Linked DNA regions of Homo sapiens: region 2 is linked to region 1. Evidence: chromatin contacts called from ENCODE Hi-C or POLR2A ChIA-PET data. All regions are on one chromosome and are shown on one strand. Each heading gives the region's core, a stretch centred on a gene start or an enhancer-like site at or near the end of the contact. The rest is flanking DNA. Distances are from core to core; before and after follow the strand shown.

Region 1 (3,787 bases), core at 1,154-3,653:
TTACAGGTGTGAAATACCAGAGATGGCCAAACTTTAAAATTTTAAAAGTACATTCTCCCGTTAGGTAATCAGCATCTGCTTGGCGCAGTGGCTCACAACTAAAATCCTAGCTACTTGGGAGGCTGAGATGAGAGGATTGCTTCTTGTGAGGTCAGCCTGGGTAACACAGCGAGATCCCATCTCTAAAAAAAAAAAAGATAGCCAGCATCTAACTCTACTAGTTTTTTACCTGGCCACCAGTCATTTTTTCAATAGTTCTCTACCTAAAGGTAAACCAACTTCTAACTTTTATACTGCAATATATATGATCTATTTCACAGCTTTTACAATTTTTTAAAAAATTTAATTAAAATAAATTTTTGAGACAGGTATTACTCTGTCACCCAGGCTGGAGTACAGTAGAGACCAGAACTCACTACAGCCTCCAACTCCTGGGCTCAAGGAGCCCACTTTAGCCTCTCTAGTAGCTAGGACTACAGGTGCACACCACACCTGGCTAATTTTTAAATTTTTTGTAGATATAGGGGGGTGGTCTCACTTTGTTGCCCAGGCTGCTCTCAAACTCCTGGCTTCAAGTAATCCTCCCACCTTGGCTCCCAAAGTGCTAGGATTACAGGTATGAGCCACCACACCTGGCCAACATGGTTGTTTTTGTTTTGTTTTGTTTTGTTTTGTTTTCCCCGTTTTAAAGAAAATCTCATGCATTGGTTTTCATGTTTGCCAAGTATTTCTGCTTCTTCTCCTTCTAGGCATGTGGGTAGGCTTGAACTTCCTGACCCCCTTGTGACTGGGTGAGGCTTTGGGACTAAGTCTAACTAATGAATTGAGATTGGATGTGATATATGTCACTTAGAGGCCAAAATGTGTCTTGCTAATATGAGACCCTCCATTAGTCTTCCTTCTGTTTTGGCAACTGGCAACATCCCAGATGGTGATTTCACATCAGTCTGGGTCCCAGAGGATGGTGAAGTGGAAACAAAACTCTCATCCAACCTTCGATGGACACACAGTGTGAGTGAGGAATAAACCTGCTGTTTTTAGGTCACTAGGATTTTGGACTTGCTTGTTCCTGTGGCACAACTTAGCCTATCCTGACTACTGCAGTGTGATTACAAGTTTTTCTTGGGGAGAGAATTTAAAGTGTTCATCAGATTTTTAAAGGAATCCTTGATCCAGAAAAAGGCTAGATTCACTGAACCAGAAGTATAATTTTTTTTTTAAAAAAAAAAGGGCTTTTTTTTTTTTTTTTTTGAGACAGGGTCTTGCTCTGTCACCCAGGCTGGAGTGGAGTGGTGTGATCTCGGCTCACTGCAACCTCCGCCTCTCGGGTTCAAACGAATCTCCTGCCTCAGCCTCCCAAGTAGCTGGAACTACAGGCATGCACCACCACACCCAGCTAATTTTGTATTTTTAGTGGAGATGGCATTTCACCATGTTGGCCAGGCTGGTCTCGAACTCCTGACCTCAAGTGATCCACCCACCTCAGCCTCCCAAAGTGCTGGGATTACAGGTGTGAGTCACCACACCTGGCCAACTTAGGAAAAATTTTAATCTTTTAGCTAGATTTCAAAACCAAGGAAGAAAGTTCATTTTTACATTTTTTACTTTTTTTTATGGAGTGCTTCACAAATTTGCCTGCTATCCTTGGCCGGGGCCACACTAATCTCAGTATCATTCCAATTTTAGTATAGGTGCTGCTGAAGTAAGCACAAAGAAGAAAACTTTAAAAAAAAGGAAAACCTGGCTGGGCGCGGTGGCTCAAGGCTAGAATCCCAGCACTTTGGGAGGACAAGGCGGGCGAATCACGAGGAGACCATCCTAGCTAACACAGTGAAACCTCGTCTCCACTAAAAATACAAAAAATTAGCTGGGCGTAGTGGCAGGCACCTATAGTCCCAGCCACTCGGGAGGCTGAGGCAGGAGAATGGCGTGAACCTGGGAGGCGGAGCTTGCAGTGAGCCAAGATAGCGCCACTGCACTCCAGCCTGGGCAACAGACAGAGCAAGACCCTGCCTCCAAAAAAAAAAAAAAGGAAAACCCAACAAAAGACACACCAGAGACAGAAATATGACCCTCCTTTCCCCAACAAACACACACCTACCAAGAGACTACATTCCTCAAAGACAAGTTTTGAAAATTGTGAGTTCACTGTGGGGTGCATTTGTCATGCTAAGCAAAATGGAAAACATGTTTTTAAAAACAATCACAGTCCAGTGTAGGAACTGAGTCATGTGCCCCATGACTACACTACAAACCCCAAGAGTTCACTACAAACTTGGGAAAACACCACTCTTCAACTGGCAGGAAATTCCCCATTAGGAGGCTCAAGCATACTGTAAGTGAGCTCTCCTCCCATCCTGCAGGACGGTGGGTGACTGGCTCCCCTGGCCCTTCCTTGCTCTCAGCAAGAGCTCCTGCCACTGCCACAGTGGAAAAGGCCTGAATTTGGGAAATGAAGACGTCAGAGACTCGCAACTTCTTCTGAAAGCCCAGCCAACTTTCCTACAAGCATGACTGCAGACGTGGAAGAGAAAAGGCAGATGGCCTGGGTTCAAAGCCCAGCTTAAAAACACATATTCTAGCTTTGTGACCTTGGTCATTTTGGTTTTACTTCCCTCATCTGTAAAACGGGGAGAATAAAGGTCTCTAACTTATCTGGTCACTGTGAGGACTAAATGAGTTAATATATGTAGTATACGCAGAACTATGCCTGATGTATGGTAAGTTCTTAGTGTGTTTATTGTTGTTGTTACAGGCTTAACCATAGATGGGCAGGGTTTCCTTTAAAATTTCCTTTCAATTTCCCTTTTAACCCCCAAAAAGTATTCCATAAAGAAACACAGGGCCCAGTGTGGTGGCTCATGCCTGTAATCCCAGCACTTTGGGAGGCTGAGGCAGGTGGATCACTTGAGGTCAGAATTTGGAGACCAGCCTGGCCAACATGGTGAAACCCCATCTCTACTAAAAATACAAAAATTAGCTGGGCATGCTGGCGCACACCTGTAATTCCAGCTATTTGGGAGGCTGAGGTGGGAGAATCGCTTGGACCTGGGAAGCGAGATCATGCCACTGCACTTCAGCCTGGGCGAGGGAGTGAGACGCTGTCTCAAGAAAGAAAAGGAAAAAAGAAACACAGGTTAGGAACAAGTCCAAAGTCTGCTTTTAGGTTCTGTTCTTGGCACTGGAAATTCAATCAACTCCTATTTACTGAGCTCTTGCTAACAATGGGTATCTTAAGACAAACTAAAAACAAAACAAAAAAAAACGGCAGGTAAAAAACGAAGCTTGGGCAACATGGCGAAACCTTATCTCTACAAAAAAATACAAAAATTAGATGGGCATGGTGGCACATACTCATAGTCCCAGCTACTTAAGTGGCTGAGGCAGGAGGATCCCTTGAGTCCAGGAGGTTAAGGCTGCAGTGACCAAAGATCATACCACTACACTCCAGCCTGGGTGATAGAGTGAAACCTTGTCTCACACACACAAAAAGAGGAAGGAAGGAAGGAAGGAAGGAAGGAAGGAGAAGGTGGAAGGAGGAGGGGGAAGGGGGAAAGGGAAAGGCTGGGGGAAGGGTAGGGGAGGGTGGAGGAAGGGGAGGGGAGGGTGGGGGGAAGGGTGGGAAGGTGGGGGAGGGGTGGCAGGGTGGGGGAAGGGTGGGGGTGGGGGGAAGGGTAGGGAAGGGTGGGAGGGAGGGGGGAGGAAAAGTGGGGAGGGAGGGGAGAGGAAGAGTGGAGAGGGAGGGGAGAGAGGAGGAGGGAGATGGGAGGGAGGGAAAGGAAAGAGA
Region 2 (3,339 bases), core at 56-2,555, 140 kb after region 1:
GCACGATCTCTGCTCAGTGCAACCTCCGCCTCCCAGTTTCAAGCGATTCCCCTGCCTCAGCCTTCCAAGTAGCTGGAATTACAGGCATGTGCCTTCACGCCCAGCTAAGTTTTTGTATTTTAGTAGAGACAGGGTTTCACCATGTTGGCCAAGATGGTCTCCATCTCCTGACCTCGTAATCCGCCTGCCTCAGCCTCCCAAAGTGCTGGGATTACAGGTGTGAACAACCGTGCCCGGCCCAGATAATTTTTTTTATTTTTAGTAGAGTTGGGCTTTCACCATGTTGGCCAGGCTGGTCTCGAACTCCTGACCTCAAGTGATCTGCTTGCCTTGGCCTCCCAAAGTGTTGGGATTACAGGCATGAGCCACCGCGCCCAGCCTAATATTTTAATTTTTTATAGAGACAGGATCTCCTTATACTGCCCATGCTGGTCTCATCAAGGGATCCTCCTGCTTCAGCCTCCCAAAGTGCTGGGATCACCTTAGAAGAGGGGCTGTAGTGTGGTGATGTCTGTCTGGGGATACCCAGGAATCACGACTCCAGCTCCTTCACCTCCCACACTTTCATAGGGTCAGCCCTGCTCCCATTTCTTAGTAGGCCAGAGTGGGAGGTTGGGGAAGGACATGCCTCTGATCCTCCCTCCAGGGCCTCCTCCCCCAGAATTTACAGGCTGCAGAGGTGGGGTAGGGAATCCCCCAGGCGGCTAGATGGGTCCTGGGTCCTGAAGTTGCGAATCGAATTGGTTCTCCCCCACCCTCGGATGGGAGAAGATGAGGGTGTCTTAGGAAGGCCATGGTGACAATGACAGGATCTGAGTGGGAGAGTGTTAGCAAGGCCTGTTAAGAACCCTGAGGTGAGGTCACAGCTTGGAGAGAGGGGCCCTGGGGTGCGGACTCAGTGGGTCAGGGCATCCACCCTCGTCTCCTGCCTCCCACCCCAGGGTGCCCTTTGAAGCTGGAGGGGGCTTTGAGCTGGGGTCTCCTGGCCAGATGCGCTGGGAGAAGGGGTGGAGCCGATCATCCCCTAGGCCTCGCCCTCTCCACCCCCACCCTTCAGACTCCCTTCTTGGCCCAAAGACCGTTTCCGGCAGTTGCAGGGGGCACCCATCACCCCCCAGGCTCCTGCCTTGCAGCTGTTCCCCAGCTGCCCTGCCCCACCCCAAAGACAGCTGGGAGCGAGGCCGAGGGAGGGGGCAGGAGCGGCCCAGCTGCTTGGCTCCGGGCTGGGATGGGGAGGGCGGCAACATGAAAGAGCTGGGGCCGGCAGGCAGCAGAGGAAACCACCCCCACCCACTCCCTCGCGGTGGCCTCGCTGCGGGCTCAGCACATCTGGGCCACAGGAGCTGTCGGCCCCAGTCTGTGGGGTAGGGAGACGTGGTCAGATCCCCAACCCTTCCCGGAAAGGGGAGGCGTGATGGCCTTTGGGGGAAGGCAGGAGGGGAGGGCTGGGCACTGGGGCACCTGTGGCTGCAGCCAGCCCTCCAAGGGGCCACCAGTTCAGGGCAGAGAAGGCCCCTCCGATGACTTCTGAATAAGCCTGTTCCCTGGGGCAGCCCCAGCTCTTTCTGGGCCTCCTCTGCCCCGACCCTTTTGGGAGCTGGGTGACAGCTGCTCCTACAAAGCCAGGGACAGCTGGGTGGCTGGGGACAGCTGGGTGGGTTAGCGTCTCCCTGCTTCCCTGGCTGCCTAGGGAACCCCCCCCAAGCCAACTCTGGGCAGCTGCTGCTTCACCTATAGATGTGTGCCTGAGCGTGTCATTGTCTGGAGTGGGCTTCAAAGCTGGGACATGGAGGGGCTCAAGCCCATCCCATTCCCACCAGAATGTCCCCTCCACATCTCAGTGGATTGACGCACCTGGGGAAAGGGCCTCTCCCCTCAGCCAAAACAAAACTAGGCCAAGTGGGAAAGAAATTAGGCAGCTTTTTATCTTGGCTCCCAACTCTTGGCACGGGGGATGTCTCAGGGCTCCTGAGAACTGGAGAAAGGGACAGTGAGACAGAAGCAGATTTGAGTGGAGTGAAGTGACTGTCCACCGGCACCTGCCCCCAGGCATCCTGCACCCTGGGCTGGAGGGGCACTGTGCTCCAGTCATTTCCCCACTCCCTTTAGCCCCAAACAGGTGCACGGGGAGGGAAGGGGTAGGCCAGCTGTTGTCATACTGCTCCTGGCTCCCTGCCACACTGGGGAGGGGAACAATGAAGCAAGGGTCCACCACCCCACCCGAGTCATCCTCTACTCCCTCAGGGCAGGAAGGCGGAGGCAGTTAGCAAGACCAAGGCTATGGTTTGGTCTGGCCAGCCCCAAAGTCTTTATTTTTCTTTTTTTTCTTTGAGACAGGATCTTGCTCTGTTGCCCAGGTTGGAGTGCAGTGGCAAGATCTCAGCTCACTGCAACCTCCACCTCCCAGCCTCAATCAAGCAATCCTCCCACTTCAGCCTCCAGAGTAGCTAGGACCACAGGCCCGTGGCACCACGCCTGGCTAATTTTTCGTTTTAGTAGAGATGGGGTTTCACCATGTGGCCCAGGCTGGTTTTGAACTCCTGAACTCAAGTGATCCATCCACCTTCAAACTGCTGGGATTCCAGGCATGAGCCAACGTGCTCGGCAAGCCTTTATTTTTCTGAGGGGAGGGGTGGCTAGGGGTCAGTGAGGCTTGGACCACTGGCATGGGACTTTTTTTTTTTTTTTTTGAGATGGAGTCTGGCTCTGTCACCCAGGCTGCAGTGCAGTGGCACGATCTCGGCTCACTGCAACCTCTGCCTCCCAGGTTCAAGCGATTCTCCTGCCTCAGCCTCCTGAGTAGCTGGGACTACAGGCGCCCACCACCATGCCGGCTAATTTTTGTATTTTTAATAGAGATGAAATTTCACCACGTTGACCAGGCTGGTCTCGAACTCCCGACCTCAGGTGATCCGCCCATCTCAGCCTCCCAAAGTGCTGGGATTACAGGCATGAGCCACCGCGCCTGGCAGGAATGGGACTTTACAAGGCTGTCTGCCTTGTCCTGGGCTTCCTGGGGTGGGTGGCATTCAGGCCCGGATTCTGCCCAAACAAGAAGAAAGATAACTAGGCACCCAGCAGATTACAGAAGTGCATGGGCTGCGGACTTACAGCTCTGTGCAGAGCATCAGGCAACAACCGGAGCCTTTTTGAAGGTGAGGCCCCTCTCCAGAGAAGGGCCTTGGGGGTGTCCCAGCTTCCTCTCCCCGCAGTGGCCTCTGTGACAAGCAGCAGGGAGGACCCTGACCACCACAATGGCAGCACTTCTCTAAACCCAGGATATGGGAGAATAGAGTTAAAAATGCAAATTCCTGGGCTCTCAGAGATTCCCGATGAGTC

The links. A loop is a pair of places that touch in the nucleus more often than their neighbours do. ChIA-PET counts read pairs that join two places held with the same protein, here RNA polymerase II (POLR2A). Pooled maps may share reads with other maps.
Region 2: a loop to region 1 is called in a pooled map, with 2.2 times the contacts of the local background. The contact joins two enhancer-like sites. A Hi-C loop is called at or near these places in 1 of 37 single-sample maps with no recorded cell type and 2 of 50 pooled maps. POLR2A ChIA-PET finds 5 or more read pairs at or near these places in 2 of 52 experiments (activated CD4-positive, alpha-beta T cell and endothelial cell of umbilical vein).

What each region holds. Positions count from the first base shown.
Region 1 is chr10:102,801,852-102,805,638 of GRCh38, reverse strand. The region is part of intron 2 of WBP1L (WW domain binding protein 1 like); the gene reads right to left. It also overlaps the pseudogene RNU6-1231P. Among named protein-coding and RNA genes, the nearest start is that of CYP17A1-AS1, 29 kb to the left of the region's middle. Within about 2 kb of position 2,403, at least 16 of the 41 ENCODE cell types and tissues checked have a DNase peak (open chromatin) inside an H3K27ac peak, as active enhancers do.
Region 2 is chr10:102,659,242-102,662,580 of GRCh38, reverse strand. No RefSeq gene overlaps it. Among named protein-coding and RNA genes, the nearest start is that of TRIM8, 16 kb to the right of the region's middle. RefSeq lists a silencer at 1,254-1,313. Within about 2 kb of position 1,305, at least 25 of the 41 ENCODE cell types and tissues checked have a DNase peak (open chromatin) inside an H3K27ac peak, as active enhancers do.